2 separate regions of the Homo sapiens genome follow, and region 2 is linked to region 1. A link is an interaction called in ENCODE POLR2A ChIA-PET data of the cell type or tissue named here. Cell type or tissue: GM12878. All regions are shown on one strand. Links, peaks and the distances in the headings refer to the core of each region. The heading gives the core; the rest is flanking DNA.

Region 1 (10,472 bases), core at 2,997-7,996:
ATATATAATTTGTTGAAATGAGCTAGGTAATGGGCTAAATCAAGGGTACAGTACATCATCTGAACATTGGCAGCATACATACAGTGGAATCATTTTCCATGATTTTCAATGGTTGGCTTTGTTTAAAAAAGTCACATTATTGTAGTAATTGAAGAAGAACTTATCCTAGCGCATGTTTGATCTGTCAGGCTGTAGGTTACTATTGGATGTTGATTTCAGTGTTCCAGTGTACAGATTTGAATGGATGATTGAAGTGACATCTTGCATCCTCATGAGTAACATACTGGCTGTCGTGGTTTCAGGCATGTTTATATATTTGGGTGGGTAATCATTTTACATCAATTTATAACTATGCAAATATTTTTACAAAATACACCATAAAATGCCCATTTTTGATCATGCTTATTTGGAGTTAACATACTTGGAGCCTGAAATACTTAATTTGGAATAAACCAAGCCCTGGACATTCTGACTTACTGTTTTAAAAATTATTTGAGTGGCCAGGCATGGTGGTTTACACCTGTAATCCCAGCAGTTTGGGAGGCCAGGGCAGGTGGATCATGAGTTCCGGAGTTCAAGACCAACCTGGCCAAGATGCTGAAACCCCGTCTCCACTAAAAATACAAAAAATAGCTGGGGATGGTGGCGGGCACCTGTAATCACAGCTACTAGGGAGGCTGAGGCAGGAGAATCGCTTGAACCTGGGTGGCAGAGGTTGCAGTAAGCCGATATCGCACCACTGCACTCCAGCCTGAGGGACAGAGCAAGGCTCCATCTGGGGGGAAAAAATTTATTTGAGCCTGTAATCCCAGTACTCTGGGAGGCTGAAGTGGGTGGATCTCTTGAAGTCAGGAGTTCGAGACCAGCCTGGCCAACATGGTGAAACCCCATCTCTACTAAAATTACAAAAGTTAGCCAGGCATAGTTGCGTGCGCCTGTAGTCCCCAGCTACTCAGGAGGCTGAGGCAGGAGAATTGCTTGAACTTGGGAGGCAGAGGTTGCAGTGAGCCGAGATCATGCCACTGCATTCGAGCCTGGGCAACAGAACAAGACTCCATCTCAAAAAAAAAAAAGCCAGGCGTGGTGGCTCATGCATGTAATGTAATCCCAGCACTTTGGGAGGGCAAGGTGGGCGGATCACCTAAGGTCAGGAGTTCAAGACCAGCCTGGCCAACATAGCGAAACCCCGTCTCTAAAAATACGAAAATTAGCTGGGCGTGGTGGTGGGTGCCTGTAATCCCAGCTACTCGAGGGAGGCTGAGGCAGGAGAATCACTTGAACCCGGGAGGCGGAGGTTGCAGTGAGCCAAGATCATGCCATTGCACTGCAGCCTGGGCGACAGCGTGGACTCCATCTCAAAAAAAAAAAAAAATTATTTGAGACACCTTAGTTCTCAACCTGCCTTTTACCACTTTAATGGATTTACCTAACTTTGTTGCCAGGCTGGAGTATAGTGGCAAAATCGAAGCTCGCTGCAGCCTTGAACTCCTGGGCTCAAGTGATCTCCCACCTCAGCCTTCCAAGTATCTGGGATTATAGGCATGAGCCTCTGTGCCCAGCTTTAGTTAGTGAATTTTATTTTATTTGAGAGAAGATATTACTCTGTCACCCAGGCTGGAGTATACTGGTGAGATCACAGCTTACTGCAGCCTTAAATCCTGGGCTCAATGACCACCCTGCCCGCCCCCCGCTGCCTCTGCCTCCTCAGTAATTGGGACTACAGGTGTGCCACCAAGAGTGGCTAAGCTTTTTTTGTTTGGTTGGTTTTAGGGTCTTACTGCGTTGCTCAGGCTGGTCTTGAACTCCTAGCCTCAAGTAATCCTCTGCTGAGGTTATAGGGATGAACCACCATGCCCAGCCCTGCAGTAAATTTTAGATAGTTGACATCATTTACTCATTTATCGTTATAATCAGGATTTACTGGCTTTGATAATTTTTGTTCTGTTCAAATAGGACAGATTTCACATACATATGACAGATTACAAAAATTTTTATTACTTAACGTGCTTAAATCTGAATAAAGCAATTGTGTGTTTAAAAATGAACAGTTATCCCAGCTTGCCTGGTTGGTGGCTATTTTCACAGCTGGCCTATCTCAATTTTCACTTCTTGTGGTTAGGAAAGTAGCACTAGCCAAATAAAGGCAAATATTTAAAGGCATTTTAAATTAATTATATTGGTTATAGCTCAAATTTGCCATCCTGTTAAGCTTTATTCATTTATCTTTTTTTTTTTTTTTTTTTTTTTTGAGACAGAGTCTTGCTGTGTCACCCAGGCTGGAGCGCAGTGGTGCAATCTCGGCTTACCGCAACCTCCACCTCCCGGGTTCAAGCAATTCTCCTGCCTCAGCCTCCTGAGTAGCTAGGATTACAGGCATGCACCACCACACCCAGCTAATTTTTGTATTTTTAGTAGAGACGGGGTTTCACCATGTTGGCCAGGCTGGTCTCGAACTCCTGACCTTGTGATCCACCTGCCTTGGCCTCCCAAAGTGCTGTGATTACAGCCATGAGACACCACGCCCGGCCAGTCATTTATCTTTTGAGACACCATATATTCATTTCAATCTTTGAAGCGAGTTTTATAACTACTTAAAAATTTCACCTTATGCCGGGCACGGTGGCTCATGCCTGTAATCCCAGAACTCTGGGAGGCCGAGGCAGGCAGATCACCTGAGGTTGGGAGTTAGAGACCAGCCTGACCAACATGGAGAAACCCCATCTCTACTAAAAATACAAAATTATCCAGGCGTGGTGGCACATGCCTGTAATCCCAGCTACTTGGGAGGCTGAGGCAGGAGCATTGCTTAAACCTGGGAGGTGGAGGTTGCGGTGAGCCAAGATGGTGCCATTGCACTCCAGCCTGGGCAACAAGAGCAAAGCTCCGTCTCAAAAAAAAAAAAAAGAAGAAAAGAAAATCACCTTACAAGAGCCCCAGTTCCCTCTTTAGAAATATAAGAAAATAAATTCCGTTAAATATATTTACTTTAAATTACATGTTTTCATTTCTTAAGCTTTGGATTTGTAGCCAACTTTCTGGGAGACAGTCTGTGTTAATAGCAATATAGGATATCAGTGTTTTTAAATTGGCTTATGAAAAAGTACAGATTTTTAAATGAAAATTATTTAATCAGTATCCATTGATTTACTTAAAAGAGCCACATGTATTAAGTGATAGCATTCTTTTTAGTTTAGTGTTTTTTTTGTTTGTTTGTTTTGTTTTTTTGAGATGGAGTCTTGCTCTGTCGCCTAGGCTGGAGTGCAGTGGCGCTATCTCAGCTCACTGCAACCTCCACCTCCCAGGTTCAAGCGATTCTCCTGTTCTCAGCCTCCCAAGTAGCTGGGATTACAGGCATCCACCACCACACTCAGCTAAGTTTTATATTTGTAGTAGAGATGAGGTTTCACCATGTTGGCCAGCCTGGTTTCGAACTCCTGACCTCAAGTGATCTGCCCCCCTTCACCTCCCAAAATGCTAGGATTACAGGCATGAGCCACCCGCCATGCCCGGCCTCTTTTTAGTTTTGCTATTAGAAGTGATAACATTCTTTTTAGTTTCACTATTAGCTTTCCTTGCATTCACATTTTACATTCTCTCATTAGCATTTCTATCCTTGGCATTGTTGAGTTTCTAATGCTTTTTTGCGTGAGTGTTTTACCCATTAAATGTTTTTGTTTAATTTATTATTTTCAAGCTTTCCTTTTGTTTCCATAATGAATCTTTGTGAGATTCCTGTATTTTAGCCATTTCCAAAAAGTGCCATTTTACTTATTTCACTGGAAGTATTTAACCATTCCAAACTACAGGCTCTAAGTAGCATCCTGACATTTTAGATCTGGAAAGGGCCCTTTAAGATCACTGTATAGAAGTGTACCATTAGAGTGTCTTTGTTGTATATATATTTCGTTGTTAATTTAGTGATGGCTGATTATTTCTGCCCATTAGGACAGGGCTTAATTCAATCAGTATATTAATCACCAGTGTGAAGGATAAAACCTTTTAGAACAACATGGGATCTAAATAAGTTTTTTTTAAATGCCACTGTTAAGGAGGTAGTGTTTTGTTTTTATTTTTCCCCCTAAACACAAGAGAGAAGTCAGGGAATTGTTACGGAGGATTCTTAACAATTTTATCAGTTTGGGAGAAAGCAGTGGTGAATATAGACAGCTTTTAATCTAGTTTTTGTTTTCTCTACTGTCAGCTTTCTACAGATCAAAAAATTGGGTTGCCGGGGGCAGGGCAGCAAATACCAGTTACTTTAAATGTTTTACCATGATCTTCTTTTTTTATAGGGAACTGACTCTTTTTTGGAGTAAACTGCAAAGAAGAATTGACCCTTCTTTAGATACTTTTTTGGAGCGCTGTCGTCAGTTTGGTGTCATAGCTAAAACGCAGCAGCATTTATTTTGCCTCATTAGAGTTATACAAACTGAAGTGAGTACTTTATGCCTTCTCTGCTAACTGTAGCTGGAGGAAAGAAATGAGTGGGAAGATAACTTCTCAGGAAATTCCCTTTAAAGGAAGATAAGAAATAATGAGTTTTAATAAGATTAATGGAATTGACCACATCTGACTGTTTCTCCAGATTGACTTCCTATAATTAATCAGAAACAAATTGATGGTCAAACAAGTTAGGTGATATTTATTTCTAATTACTGTGAATGAAGTTGTGTCTCCTGTCACGTTAAGAACATTTTAAGAGGCCAGGCACGGTGGCTCAAGCCTGTAATCCCAGCACTTTGGGAGGCCAAGGCGGGTGGATTACTTGAGCTCAGGAGTTCGAGACCAGCCTGGCCAACCTGGTGAAACCCCGTCTCTACTAAAAATACAAAAATTAGCCGGGCATGGTGGCGGGCGCCTGTAATCCCAGCTACTTTGGAGGCTGAGGCAGGAGAATCGCTTGAACAGGGAAGGCGGAGGTTGTGGTGAGCCAAGATTGCACTGCTGCACTCCAGCCTAGGTGACAGAGTGAGACTTGGTCTTTTTTTTTTTAAAAAAAAAAAAAAGAACATTTCAAGGTAACTATAGAACTTGCCTGTTTAAACAATTACTTTATAATTGGCCATTAGAACATTTTGTTTTGTTTAAATCTTTAATAAAGGTACTAATTTTCTATTGTTGAATAACATCACAAAAATTAATACTTAAAACAATGTCCGTTTTTATCAGTTCAGTTTTGTAAATCAGAAATCCAGCACAATGTGGCAGGATTCTCTTCTAAGATTATCATATTGGCTAAAATGTAGTTTGCCAGGCTAAGTTCTATCAGAGGCTCTGTGGAAAATCCACTTCAAAGCTTATTCTTATCGACAGGTTTCAGTTCCTGTGGTTGTAGGACTAAGGTTTCTGTTTTCTGGCTGGCTGCCAATCAGGGTCTGTTCTCAGGTGCTAGAAGCTACACTCAGTCTTTACCTCTGTTTTCAAGCAGCAAGGGTGCAACAAGTTGGTGCTTGAAACCTGACATCCTCCATCTCTGACTTTAGTTTTCAGTTTTTGGTTGAGACAGGTCTCGCTCTGTCACCCAGGCTGTAGTGCAGTGGTGCGATCATAGCTCATTACAGCTTCAAACTCCTTGGCTCAAGCAATCCTCCCGTCTCAGCCTCCAGAGTAGCTGAGATTGCAGGCGTGTGCCACTATACCTGGCTTTTTCTTTTTTGGCGGGGAGCAGTGGTAGATACAGGGTCTTGCTTTGTTGCCCAGACTGGTTCTGAACTCCTGGCCTCAAGCAATTCTCCCACCTCAGCCTTCCAAAGTGCTGGGATTATAGGTGTAAGCTGCCCCACCTGCTTGAACTTGGGAGGCAGAGGTGGCAGTGAGCCGAGATCACACCATTGCACTCCAGCCTGGGCGACAGAGTGAGACTCTGTCTCAAAAAAAAAAAAAAAAGCAAAGATTGAATGACTTGGCTATATCCTATGTGCGCTTGCAACAGTATGCCAAGTCACTCTTGATCCCTCACCTTCCTAGTTTAAGACCCACCAATTTCTTCAAAATTCAGCTCCACATTGCATATCCTGATTCACATTTATTCACTACTCCTTTCAGTAACTTTTTGGCATATCTGTTCAGAATATATAATAGTATTTCTGGTTACTTTTCTTTGAAAAATGTTGTTAGTGATTTTTCAAATGTTACCATCCCAGCCAGATTAGGCTGTTTAAGAAAGAATGGCCATTCTTTGCTGTCCACCTCACAGTCTTCCAAAAGGAGTTAGTAACTTGTTGAGAAACTGAATTATTTTAAAATTTAGCTGACTTTCCCCAAGTCCTCTCTGCTCTTACTTACAAATGATAAACTTCTATCACATCATCCTAATAAGTCAAGAGACCCATGGTCTAGTCCTGTGGAGCCACTAAAGCAACATGGCCTGTTTTACTTGGACTACATTCCAAATGAGAGGGAGAAACTTCTATATTCTTTAGGCCACTACTGTTGTGGGAAGTCTGCCACTCACAACAGAACCAGATCCTAGCTGATACAGGCTAGGTAATGCCTCTCTTTCAAAAAAGCTAGAGTCTCAGCTCGTCTGAAAGGTAGGGAGTTATCTCAATTGATTGTTCACAGTCAGTTACAGACTGAACTCTGTTCTACTCTTTCCCCCTTCTCACTATTACACTTGACTAGTTTTAAAGAAAAAAAAGTTGGAGTCTCAGTTTGCAAGGGATTCTACACTCACTCACTCCCTTTTCACCTACCAGTCCACATCTCTTCTACTCTTCAGGCCAAATATCTTCTTTTTTTTGAGACGGAGTCTCACTCTGTTGCCCAGGCTGGCATGCAGTGGCGTGATCTCAGCTCACTGCAACCTCCGCTTCCCAGGTTCAAGGGATTCTGATGCCTCAGCCTCCCAAGTAGCTGGGGCTTTGGGCCTGCATCACCATGCCTGGCTAATTTTTTGTATTTTTATTAGAAATGGGGTTTTGCCATGTTGGCCCTGCTGGTCTTAAACTCCATGCCTCAAGTGATGTGCCTGCCTCGGCCTCCCAAAGTGCTGGGATTACAGGTGTGAGCCACTGTGCCCGGCCTAAATGCTTTTAAGTCCTTGCTCCTCTGCTCACTAGTTAGTGACATTGGGCAACTTAACGTTCTGAGTGTTGGGGGTTTTTTGTCTATAAAATGAGGATAATACGTGCAAAAAAGTTTATTTCAAATAAGTGCCTAGGCTGTAGTAGGGGTTCTGTAAATCAATGACAGTGATTTCTTTGTGTTCCCAGCATTTAGAATGAATGATGCCCAACACAGAATTAAATGCCTGGCAAATTGTTTACTGATTTAAACAGTGGAATTTACTCCATTATTTTACATTGTATTCTGTTAAATAGTTACAATGTGCCAGCGTTATTATTTCATCTTTATAACCTTAGGAGGAAAATCTGTTATTAACATTACTGTTATCATTTTACCAATAAGGAAACTGAAGTTTAGAGGTTGAGAACTTGTCACTTGTTGTGAAGCTGGGGTTCAAAGGCAGTCAAAGTCTGATTCTAAAGTCTCTGCTCATAGCAGTGCGTTTTAAGCCACTCTGACATATCTTGCTTTTCTTTGCTCATGTCATTTTTGTATTTTATTTCAGCCTCTCAGATAAAAAGAGTTATCTTGTATGTACCAAGCTTTTATCACATATGACCAGGTCTTCCTAATTTTAAACTAGTTTCTGAGAACCTGCTGCCATAGCAAGATTTCTGATTTCTGTTTTTTCCCTGGAAAGCTGAGATTCAGTACACCTGTGACGGTGACTATAAATTACCAGATTCTTTCAGGAGGAAATGGAAAGGATCATTTATTTTATCTTTGAAGTTTTGAAAAATCCAAGTGTTCATGATAGAGAGAATTTTTTTTTTTTTTTTTTTTTTTGAGACGGAGTTTTGCTCTTGTTGCCCAGGCTGGAGTGCAATGGTGTGATCTTGGCTAAACTGCAACCTCCACCTCCTGGGTTCAAGCGATTCTGCTGCCTCAGCCTCCGAGTAGCTGGGATTACAGGCATGCACCACCACACCTGGCTAATTTTGTATTTTTAGTAGAGACGGGGTTTCTCCGTGTTGGTCAGGCTGGTCTCAAACTCAGGTGATACACCTGCCTCGGCCTCCCAAAGTGCTGGGATTACAGGCGTGAGCCACCGTGCCCAGCCAAAGAGAATTTCTTAAATTGAATTTAATCTTAGACTCACATCTATACCTGTGTTTCCTGTTGCTGCCATTTTAAACCCTGCCCCTCTACTCAACATCATTCTATTTTGAATCCTCCAGTGACCTTTTTTATCCTGAATTTCTTTGGATTCACATGCATTTATTGTTTATGCATTCGGGGTACAGATAAATTCCTTGGAAGTAAGGAACTGCTTTAATACACAGTGCCTAGTAAATGTACATTGTTCGTAGTTGTAGCATCTAATTTAGTTCTTTGCATGTTGAGACAAGAAATATCTAAATGTAACTTTCATGAAGAAAGATTTAAGATAAAATTTAGGAACTCTAAAAGTTTTTACAAGCTAAAATTCCTTATCAGTGAAAGTTATATAATCTTTCTGTATGCAAAAAAATAATTTTTTTATCCTCTTTTACTTACAGGCACAAGATGCTGGTCTTGGGGTGTCAATTTTACTGTGTGTCAGAGCTCTTCAACTCAGATCAAGTGAAGATGAGGAAATGAAGGCATCAGTTTGTAAAACAATTGCCTGTCTTTTACCAGAAGATTTAGAAGTTAGACGAGCCTGTCAGCTTACAGAATTCTTAATTGAACCCAGTTTGGATGGATTTAATATGTTAGAAGAACTATATTTGCAACCAGATCAAAAATTTGATGAAGAAAATGCACCGGTTCCAAATTCTCTTCGATGTGAGCTCTTACTAGCTTTAAAAGCCCACTGGCCTTTTGATCCTGAGTTTTGGGACTGGAAAACTTTAAAACGACACTGCCACCAACTTTTAGGACAAGAAGCCTCAGATTCTGATGATGATTTAAGTGGCTATGAAATGTCCATTAATGACACAGATGTTTTAGAGTCATTTCTCAGTGACTATGATGAGGGTAAAGAAGATAAACAATATAGAAGAAGAGATTTGACAGATCAGCATAAGGAGAAAAGAGACAAAAAACCTATTGGCTCTTCTGAAAGATATCAGAGGTGGCTTCAGTACAAGTTTTTCTGTTTGTTATGTAAGCGGGAATGTATAGAGGCTAGAATTCTTCATCATTCTAAGATGCATATGGAAGATGGAATTTACACCTGTCCAGTTTGTATTAAAAAATTTAAGAGAAAAGAAATGTTTGTTCCTCATGTGATGGAGCATGTTAAAATGCCACCAAGCAGAAGGGACCGCTCTAAAAAGAAATTACTGTTAAAAGGCTCTCAAAAGGGTATTTGTCCTAAGAGCCCCTCTGCAATCCCAGAGCAAAACCATTCATTGAATGACCAAGCCAAAGGAGAGTCTCATGAATATGTCACATTCAGCAAATTAGAAGATTGCCACCTGCAAGACAGAGATTTGTATCCATGTCCCGGTACAGACTGTTCCCGTGTGTTTAAGCAATTTAAATACTTAAGTGTGCATCTTAAAGCTGAACACCAAAATAATGATGAAAATGCCAAGCACTACTTGGATATGAAAAATAGAAGAGAGAAGTGTACTTACTGTCGACGACATTTTATGTCTGCTTTTCACCTTCGAGAGCACGAACAAGTGCATTGTGGGCCTCAGCCTTATATGTGTGTATCTATAGATTGCTATGCTAGGTTTGGATCAGTAAATGAACTACTTAACCATAAACAAAAGCATGACGATCTGCGTTACAAATGTGAATTAAATGGCTGTAATATTGTTTTCAGTGACTTGGGACAGCTTTACCACCATGAAGCACAACACTTTAGGGATGCATCTTACACATGCAACTTCCTTGGCTGTAAAAAGTTCTATTACTCCAAAATTGAATACCAGAATCACCTCTCAATGCATAATGTTGAAAATTCAAATGGAGACATAAAGAAATCAGTGAAACTTGAGGAGTCTGCAACAGGTGAAAAGCAAGATTGTATTAATCAGCCCCATCTACTTAACCAAACTGATAAATCACATTTACCTGAAGATCTTTTCTGTGCAGAATCAGCTAATTCTCAAATAGATACAGAAACTGCAGAAAACCTGAAAGAAAACAGTGACAGTAATTCTAGTGATCAGTTAAGTCATAGCTCTTCAGCTTCAATGAATGAAGAGCTAATTGACACACTAGATCACTCTGAAACTATGCAGGATGTATTGTTATCTAATGAGAAAGTCTTTGGGCCCTCCAGTTTAAAAGAAAAATGTTCCAGTATGGCAGTTTGTTTTGACGGGACTAAGTTTACCTGTGGTTTTGATGGCTGTGGTTCCACATACAAAAATGCAAGAGGAATGCAGAAACATTTACGGAAGGTTCATCCATACCATTTCAAGCCCAAAAAGATAAAGACGAAAGATCTGTTTCCCTCTTTGGGT
Region 2 (10,472 bases), core at 3,681-8,680, 130 kb after region 1:
ACAAAAAACACACACAAAGTGCTGGGATTACAGGCATGAGCCACTGCACCTGGTCTTGAATTTTTAAAGACTTATTTTATGGCCTAACATATACTCTATCCTTGAGAATGATCCATGTGCTGAGGAGAAGAATATGTATTCCGCAGCTGTTGTATGAAATGTTTTGTATCTATTAGGTTCATTCGATTTTTAGTGCAGATTAAGTCTGATGTTTCTTTGTTGGTTTTCTGTCTGGATGATCTGCCCAGTGCTGAAAGTAGGGTGTTGAAGTTTCTAGCTATTAATGTATTGGGGTCTATTTCTCTCTTTAGCTCTAATAATATTTCCTTTATATATTTGGGTGCTCCAGTGTTGGATGCAGATATATACATCCTCTTGCTGAATTGATTCCTTTATCATTATATAATGACCTTCTTTGTCTCTTTTTATGGTTTGTATCTTGAAATCTATTTTGTCTGTTATAAATATAGTTACTTCTGTTCTTTTTTGTTTTCATTGACATGGAATATCTTTTTCCATTCCTTTATTTTCAGTCTATGTGTATCTTTTTTTGTTTGTTTGTTTGAGACAAAACCTTGCTTTGTTGCCCAGGTTGGAGTGCAGTGGCACAATCTCAGCTCACTGCAACCTCTGTCTCCCAGGTTCCAGCAATTCTCCTGCCTCAGCCTCCCAAGTAGCTGGAACTACAAGTGCGTGCCACCATGCCCAGCTAATTTTTGTATTTTTAGTAGAGACGGGGTTTCCCCATGTTGTCCAGGCTGGTCTCGAACTCCTGACCTCAGGTGACCCACCCACCTTGGCCTCCCAAAGTGCTGGGATTACAGGCATGAGCCACCGCACCCCTATTTGTGTCTTTATAAGTAAGTTTCTTGTATGCAACAGATCACCAGGTCTTGTTTTTTCATCCATTCAGCCACTTTATGTCTTTTCATCAGAGAGTTTAGTCCATTTACATTCAGTGTTATTATTGGTAAGTAAGGACTTATGCCTGCCACTTTGTTATTTGTTTTCTGGTTGTTTTGTGGTTTTCTCTTCCTTCTTTCCTTTCTACTTGTCTTCCTTTTAGTGAAGGTGGTTTTCTCTGGTGGTACACTTTACTTTTTTGCTTTTTATTTTTTGTTTATCTGTTGTTTGTTTTTTATTTGAGGTTACCATAAGGACTGCAAATCATCTCTTATAACCCATTATTTTAAACTGATGACAACTTAACACTGATTGCGTAAACAGACAAGCAAAGAAAAAAACTAATAAAAACTCAACACTTTATCCCCCTCCTTTTTAACTTTTTGTCATTTCTGTCTATATCTCATTGGACTGTCTATGTCTTGAAAAGTTGTAATTATTATTTTTGATCAGTAAGCAATCACAGTATCTGGTTTTAACTTCGTATTACAGAAAGAGGCACTGAAGAGGGTACAAAAGACAGACTTTTTTCTTCTTCTTCTTTCTTTTTTTTTTTTTTTTTTTTGAGATGGAGTCTCGCTGTGTCACCTAGGCTGGAGTGCAGTGGTGCGATCTCGGCTCACTGCAAGCTCCGCCTCCCAGGTTCATGCCATTCTCCTGCCTCAGCCTCCTGAGTAGCTGGGACTACAGGTGCCCACCACCACACCCGGCTAATTTTTTGTAATTTTAGTAGAGACGGGGTTTCACCATGTTAGCCAGGATGGTCTCGATCTCCTGACCTCATGATCCGCCTGCCTCGGCCTCCCAAAGTGCTGGGATTACAGGCGTGAGCCACCGTGCCTGAGCTTTTTTTTTTTTTTTTGAGATAAAGTCTTACTCTGTTGCCCAGGCTGGAGTGCAGTGGCAAGATCTTGGCTCACTGCAACCTCTGCCTCTCAGGTTCAAGTGATTCTCCTGCCTCAGCCTCCTGAGTAGTGGGATTACAGGTACCCACTACCACGCCTGGCTAATTTTTGTATTTTTAGTAGACTCATGGTTTTGCCATGTTGGCCAGGCTGGTCTCAAACTTCTGACCTCAGGTCATCCACCTGCCTCGGCCTCCCAAAGTGCTGGGATTACAGGCATGAGCCACTGTGCCCAGCCCAAAGGACAGTCTTGAATTGCTGATGGCACTGCTCCCCCATTCCATAGCAACAGCTGTGTGGCCCAGAGAGAATCAGTGTGCTTGGGAGAAGGAGAGCACAGTGATTGTGGGACTTTGCATTAGAACTCAGTGCTGCCTTGTCACAGTGGAAAGCAACCCTGGGCAGAACTCAGCCAGTGCTCCACAGGGAGCATTTAGATCAATCCTCACCAGAGGGGAATTGTCCATACCAGTGGTTGGAAACAGTTCACATTAGTCTCACCACCCCAGGCCAAAGTGCTCTGGAGTTCTAAGTAAACTTCAAAGACAGTCAAGGCCATGAGGACTGCAATTCTGGGGACAGTCCTGATGCTATGCTGGGCTTGAAGCCAGTGGACATGGGGGGCACATGACTTAATAAGACACCAGCTGGGGCTGCCAAGGTAGTGCTTTTGCCATCCCTTCCCCAATTGCAGGCAGCATAGCTTGCAGTTCCAGGAGAAAGTCATTTCTTCCACAAGAGAGGAGAGAGAAAAGAGGGCTTTGCCTTGCAACTTGGATACCAGTTCAGCCACAGTAGGATAGGGCACCAGGCAGAGTCCTGAGGCCCCTATTCCAGGTCCTAGGTTTTGGATGACATTTCTAGACACACCCTGGGTCAGAAGGGAACCCACTGCCTTGAAGGGAAGAACCCAGTCCTGGCAGGATTCTTCACTTGTTCACTCAAGAGCACTTGGGCCCCGAATGATCAGCAGCAGTACCCAGGCAGGACTCACCATGGGCCTTGGGTGAGACTCAGAGATGTGCTGGCTTAATGTGTGACCCAGCACATTCCCAGCTGTGGTGGCTGCAGGAATGGACTCCTTCTGCTTGAAAAAGGAGAAGGAAGAGTAAAGGGAACTTTGTCCTGCAGCTTAGGTACCAGATTGACCAAGTGGGCCCTTGAGGTCCCCAATTCCAGACCTTAGCTCTTAGATGGCATTTCTGGACCTTCCCTGGGCCAGAGGGGAGCCCACTGCCCTGAAGGGAGAGTCCCACACCTCGCAGCATTCACCACAAGCTGACCAAAGAGCCCTTAGGCTTTGAATGAACATCAGCAGAAGCCAGGGAGTACTTTCCGTGGGCCTGGGGCACTGGTGGCCACAGGGAGAGACTCCTCTGCTTGAGCAAAGGGAAAGGAAGAGGGGGAAGGACTTTGTCTTGTGGCTTGGGTGCCAGCTCAGCTGCTATAGAATAGAGCAACAGGTTGATTCCTAAGGCTTCTGACTCCCGGCTTGATTGTGCTGTCATTTTTGACAAAGTGTGCATGGGAGATAAACTGGTTAGGATTCCAATAGGAAGCCTGTGGCCAATGCAAAAGAGGCCAGTGAGGAGCGTTTAAAGAAGGGACCATTTTGTAAAGTGTGGGAAGGGTGAAAGAAAATCAACCAAGGGCATGATGTATCTTGGGGCGAGCAAGTGCAGATGGCTGTTGCCCTCAAAGCCTGAAGAGGCCAGGGGAGAGAGTATGACCAGAATGTGATGTGAGCCCTCGCTGTAGGAGAGGGCCACCATCACAGTCAAGAGGGCCACTGTCGCAGACACTTTGACTGTCACTGGAGGGGGGCAGTAGCTCTGCCAGTAGGGAGAAAGCAGAGAAAATAAATAACTCGACTTCTCTCTCCTCTTGCCCTCTGATTTCCCACTGTTCTTCCCATTGGTTGAACACAACCAAAAGCTGGTGTGCAGAGAAGCCAGGTTGATGCCATCTATCAAAGTTGTCTCTTAGACCTCAGAGCCAGTTGAAGGGCTGAGAGAGGATGTGGAAGCCAATGGAACACAGCCAGCGCAGGAGGCAAGATTTTGAAATCTATGGTATGTGAAACTGTCTTTATTCAACACTGCCTCTAGAATAGTAGTTTGGGTGGTACAGAATTCTGGGTTGGCAACTCTTTTTTTTCTCAGAATTTTGGAGGCAAAGTTTCATTGTCTCCTGGCTTCCAGTGCTACTGTTGAGAACTCCATGCTATTCTCATTCCTGATTCTTTTTCATGTGATTTGTTTTTCCTCTCTGGAAACTTCAGATCTTGCCTTTTCCCCCAGTGTTCTGCCATTTCACATTGATATGCTCTGGTGTGGGGCAATTTCCTATCATTACACTACAGAGTTCTTGGAGTAGGCCTTGGTCAGTTATACTTGCTCTGTCCCTCGTAAGCACCAAATCCAGAAAATAGAGCATTCAACACAGGAAAAAGAGGAAGGCTATTCCCAGGATGATAGTGAAGGGGAATTCCAGGGTGATGATTACATAGCAGCAGGCCTCCTCCAGCTTGGAGCAGCAGGGCAGAAGCTTCAGGATGGACAGCGCCAAGAATAATGAAATTTATAGCTTAGCTGATGTGTTAGAACTCACTAAGAGGAAATTCTCTTCTGTCAGAGTATTAGGAGATGAATTAATCATAGGTTCATAGAAAATTAAGCACTCCAAAGTGGAGCAATTATTGACTCCAGGAAAAACAAAAAGTTTAACCAGGAAAAAAATGCAATCAATGAATACAAAGCACAACTGTCAATAATATTAAGTCATAATATTATAAATATTGAGCATTAATTTAACAAAATATTGTCATTTAACTATACTAGGAAAATGTGGGAAAGGAAGTCTGGGGGAGTATATATAAAGAAATCTAAATCTTCATCTTCCATAGCAGGAAGTGAATAAGCAAAGCTGGGAAGGTAAATCATGGTGATAGAAACATGTTATTTGGGCAATACATAAATTGTAGAAGAAACAACTATAAGAGTTGAAAATGGTTGTCTCAGAGGAGTAGGGACCAGTGTGGGCAGAGATGGGGCAGAGGATTACTGTTTGTCATTATAAGCCTTGTATAATTACTTGACTTTTAAAACTATGTGCATGTTTTTACTTTGATTTAAAACTTAAAAAAAAAAATCTAATATCTAGGAAGGCAGAGCAAGATGGCCAAAAATAGAAGACCTCACCAATTGTCCTCCCCACAGGAACACCAAATTGAACAACTATCCACACAAAAAATCACCTTCATATGAACCAAAAATACAGTGAGTAATCACAGTACCTGGTTTTAACTTCATATTACAGAAAGAGACACTGAAGAGAGTACAAAAGACAGTCTTGAATTGCTGATGCCACTAACCCCTTCCCCACCAGCAGCCGTGTGGATCAGAGAGAGAACTGGTGTGCTTGGGGGAAGGAGAGTGCAGTGATTGTGGGACTTTACATTAGAACTCAGTGCTGCCTTGTCACAGTGGAAAGCAACCCTGGGCAGAACTCAGCTGGTGCCCCCAGAGGCAGCATTTAGACCAGCTGTAGCCAGAGGGGAATCACGAAGCTCACTAAGCTTAGTCTCACCAAGCTCATTTGCATGTGACAAATAACACTGAGCTCATAGTAAAACAGGGAGCATAATTATCCAGCTTTCTAAATGAACAGGTCATTCTATGAGTGTTATCTGGTATAGGTAAAGTGACTGGCCAGTGAATCAGAAACTGATTAACATATGGCTTAAGAGATTTTGATCTCTTAGCTATAAGATACACTAATGAGAGTTTCCTGTGGCAATAGTCCAAAAATGTTCACCATACCTCTTTCTTGGTAGTAATCTGGGCATTTTATTACTGTGGCTTCTCTAGTATAGTGGTTTTTATTTTGTCCTTATTTATGTGAGTTGGGGTTTCAAAATACTCTGATTTAAAGAAAAAAAAGAGGGCAAGCAAGGTGGCTCACACCTGTAATCCCAGCACTTTGAGAGGCTGAGTGGAGAGGATTGTTTGAGGCCAGGAGTTTGAGACAGCCTGGGCAACATAGCCAGATCCTATTTCTACAAACAGAAAATAATTTATTAAAGAAAAATAAGATGGGCCAGGCACAGTGATTCATGCCTGTAATCCCAGCACTTTGGGAGGCCAAGGCAGGAGGATCGCTTGATTCCAGGAGCTCAGGACCAACCTGGGCAACATGGTGAAACCCTGTCTCTACAAAAAATACACAAAATTAGCTGGACATGGTGATGTACGCCTGTAGTCCCAGCTACTCAGGAGGCTGAGGTGGGAGGACTGCTTGAGCCTGGGAAGTCGAGGTTGCAGTGAGCTATGTTCGAGCCTCTGCACTCCAGCCTGGATGACAAAGTGAGACCCTGTCTCCAAAAAAAAAAAAAATGGCTCAAGGCTGTGGATATCCTCCACAGGGACATCAAGGTGCTGAAAAGCTCAATAAGAATAATAATCGGTCAAACAGCTGTCAAAAAGTATAATGTCTTTTTAGCCTCAGAGTCTCTGATCAAGCAGATCCCATGAATCCTTGGCCCAGGCCTAAATAAGGTGGGTAAGTTCCCTCCCCTGCTGACACACAACAAAAACATGGTGGCCAAAGTGGATGAGGTGAAGTCCACAACCCAGTTTCAGATGAAGAAGGTGCTATGTCTGGCTGTGGCTGTTGGCCATGTGAAGATGACAGACGATGAGCTTGTACATAACATTCACCTGGCTGTCAACTTCCTAGTGTCATTACTCAAGAAAAATTGCCAAGACATTCAAGCTTTATATACTGAGAGCACCGTGGGCAAGCCCACGTGCCTGTATTAAGCCACATTCTAGGCTCATGCCTGTAACCTCAGCACTTTGGGAGGCCAAGGTGTGAGGATCATTTTAGGCTATGAATTCAAGACCATCCTGAGCAACAAAGCAAGACTCCATCTCTATTTCAAATAATTTTTAAAAGGCACATTCTAATAAATTCTACTGCCACCAAAGCAAAACAAAACAAAATAAAAACAATAAAGAGAAATTATCTGGAAGCTGAGTATGAAATGTGGTATCAGGATTCTTCAATTCATTCCAATTTTCTGAAATCCATTAGATACAGTGCAACCAAACTATGCTCAGTGGCCACTGGGACAGATAGAAAATTCTATAACTGGATACATTCGGGGAGGAGCCAAGATGGCCGAATAGGAACAGCTCCGGTCTACAGCTCCCAGCGTGACCGACGCAGAAGACCGGTGATTTCTGCATTTCCATCTGAGACCTGCAGCTGAGGGTCCTGTCTGTTAGAAGGAAAACTAACAAACAGAAAGGACATCCACACCAAAAACCCATCTGTACATCACCATCATCACAGACCAAAAGTAGATAAAACCACAAAGATGGGGAAAAAACAGAACAGAAAAACTGGAAGCTCCAAAAATCAGAGCGCCTCTCCTCCTCCAAAGGAACGCAGCTCCTCACCAGCAACAGAACAAAGCTGGATGGAGAATGACTTTGACGAGCTGAGAGAAGAAGGCTTCAGACGATCAAATTACTCTGAGCTACGGGAGGACATTCAAACCAAAGGCAAAGAAGTTGAAAACTTTGAAAAAAATTTAGAAGAATGTATAACTAGAATAACCAATACAGAGAAGTGCTTAAAGGAGCTGATGGAGCTGAAAACCAAGGCTCGAGAACTACGTGAAGAATGCAGAAGCCTCAGGAGCCGATGCGATCAACTGGAAGAAAGGGTGTCAGCAATGGAAGATGAAATGAATGAAATGAAGCGAGAAGGGAAGTTTAGAGAAAGAAGAGTAAAAAGAAATGAGCAAAGCCTCCAAGAAATATGGGACTATGTGAAAAGACCAAATCTACATCTGATTGGTGTACCTGAAAGTGATGGGGAGAATGGAACCAAGTTGGAAAACACTCTGCAGGATATTATCCAGGAGAACTTCCCCAATTTAGCAAGGCAGGCCAACGTTCAGATTCAGGAAATACAGAGAACGCCACAAAGATACTCCTCGAGAAGAGCAACTCCAAGACACATAATTGTCAGATTCACCAAAGTTGAAATGAAGGAAAAAATGTTAAGGGCAGCCAGAGAGAAAGGTCGGGTTACCCTCAAAGGGAAGCCCATCAGACTAACAGCGGATCTCTCAGCAGAAACCCTACAAGCCAGAAGAGAGTGGGGGCCAATATTCAACATTCTTAAAGAAAAGAATTTTCAACCCAGAATTTCATATCCAGCCAAGCTAAGCTTCATAAGTGAAGGAGAAATAAAATACTTTACAGACAAGCAAATGCTGAGAGATTTTGTCACCACCAGACCTGCCCTAAAAGAGCTCCTGAAGGAAGCGCTAAACATGGAAAGGAACAACCCGTACCAGCCACTGCAAAATCATGCCAAAATGTAAAGACCATCGAGACTAGGAAGAAACTGCATCAACTAACGAGCAAAATCACCAGCTAACATCATAATGACAGGATCAAATTCACACATAACAATATTAACTTTAAATGTAAATGGACTAAATGCTCCAATTAAAAGACACAGACTGGCAAATTGGATAAAGAGTCAAGACCCATCAGTGTGCTGTATTCAGGAAACCCATCTCACGTGCAGAGACACACATAGGCTCAAAATAAAAGGATGGAGGAAGATCTACCAAGCAAATGGAAAACAAAAAAAGGCAGGGGTTGCAATCCTAGTCTCTGATAAAACAGACTTTAAACCAACAAAGATCAAAAGAGACAAAGAAGGCCATTACATAATGGTAAAGGGATCAATTCAACAAGAAGAGCTAACTATCCTAAATATATATGCACCCAATACAGGAGCACCCAGATTCATAAAGCAAGTCCTGAGTGACCTACAAAGAGACTTAGACTCCCACACAATAATAATGGGAGACTTTAACACCCCACTGTCAACATTAGACAGATCAACGAGACAGAAAGTCAACAAGGATACCCAGGAATTGAACTCAGCTCTGCACCAAGCGGACCTAATAGACATCTACAGAACTCTCCACCCCAAATCAACAGAATATACATTTTTTTCAGCACCACACCACACCTATTCCAAAATTGACCACATACTTGGAAGTAAAGCTCTCCTCAGCAAATGTAAAAGAACAGAAATTATAACAAACTATCTCTCAGACCACAGTGCAATCAAACTAGAACTCAGGATTAAGAATCTCACTCAAAGCCGCTCAACTACATGGAAACTGAACAACCTGCTCCTGAATGACTACTGGGTACATAACGAAATGAAGGCAGAAATAAAGATGTTCTTTGAAACCAACGAGAACAAAGACACAACATACCAGAATCTCTGGGATGCATTCAAAGCAGTGTGTAGAGGGAAATTTTTAGCACTAAATGCCCACAAGAGAAAGCAGGAAAGATCCAAAATTGACACCCTAACATCACAATTAAAAGAACTAGAAAGCAAGAGCAAACACATTCAAAAGCTAGCAGAAGGCAAGAAATAACTAAAATCAGAGCAGAACTGAAGAAAATAGAGACACAAAAAACCCTTCAAAAAATCAGTGAATCCAGGAGCTGGTTTTTTGAAAGGATCAACAAAATTGATAGACCGCTAGCAAGACTAATAAAGAAAAAAAGAGAGAAGAATCAAATAGACACAATAAAAAATGATAAAGGGGATAGCACCACCGATCCCACAGAAATACAAACTACCATCAGAGAATACTACAAACACCTCTACGCAAATAAACTAGAAAATCTAGAAGAAATGGATAAATTCCTCGACACATACACTCTCCCAAGACTAAACCAGGAAGAAGTTGAATCTCTTAATAGACCAATAACAGGAGCTGAAATTGTGGCAATAATCAATAGCTTACCAACCAAAAAGAGTCCAGGACTAGATGGATTCACAGCCGAATTCTACCAGAGGTACAAGGAGGAACTGGTACCATTCCTTCTGAAACTATTCCAATCAATAGAAAAAGAGGGAATCCTCCCTAACTCATTTTATGAGGCCAGCATCATTCTGATACCAAAGCCGGGCAGAGACACAACAAAAAAAGAGAATTTTAGACCAATATCCTTGATGAACATTGATGCAAAAATCCTCAATAAAATACTGGCAAACCGAATCCAGCAGCACATCAAAAAGCTTATCCACCATGATCAAGTGGGCTTCATCCCTGGGATGCAAGGCTGGTTCAATATACGCAAATCAATAAATGTAATCCAGCATATAAACAGAACCAAAGACAAAAACCACATGATTATCTCAATAGATGCAGAAAAAGCCTTTGACAAAATTCAACAACCCTTCATGCTAAAAACTCTCAATAAATTAGGTATTGATGGGACGTATTTCAAAATAATAAGAGCTATCTATGACAAACCCATAGCCAATATCATACTGAATGGGCAAAAACTGGAAGCATTCCCTTTGAAAACTGGCACAAGACAGGGATGCCCTCTCTCACCACTCCTATTCAACATAGTGTTGGAAGTTCTGGCCAGGGCAATTAGGCAGGAGAAGGAAATAAAGGGTATTCAATTAGGAAAAGAGGAAGTCAAATTGTCCCTGTTTGCAGATGACATGATTGTATATCTAGAAAACCCCATTGTCTCAGCCCAAAATCTCCTTAAGCTGATAAGCAACTTCAGCAAAGTCTCAGGATACAAAATCAATGTA

Evidence for each region. Peaks named below come from ENCODE experiments on the same cell type or tissue, not always from the same donor. Only the 100,000 strongest peaks of a DNase experiment are listed, where the experiment ranks them.
Region 2: POLR2A ChIA-PET joins it to region 1 with 8 read pairs; 2 of 35 experiments call an interaction of 5 or more read pairs at or near these places.

What each region holds. Positions count from the first base shown.
Region 1 is chr1:40,227,225-40,237,696 of GRCh38, forward strand. RLF (RLF zinc finger) reads left to right here. Exons shown (of 8, transcript NM_012421.4): 7 at 4,293-4,434; 8 at 8,568-10,472. Among named protein-coding and RNA genes, the nearest start is that of TMCO2, 15 kb to the right of the region's middle. In GM12878, for the core only: no CTCF peak of the experiment used is centred there; a DNase peak (open chromatin) is centred at 5,417; H3K27ac peaks cover 1,830 bases.
Region 2 is chr1:40,358,557-40,369,028 of GRCh38, forward strand. It overlaps a transcript of SMAP2 not described here. Among named protein-coding and RNA genes, the nearest start is that of SMAP2, 9.9 kb to the right of the region's middle. In GM12878, for the core only: a CTCF peak has its summit at 5,326; no DNase peak of the experiment used is centred there.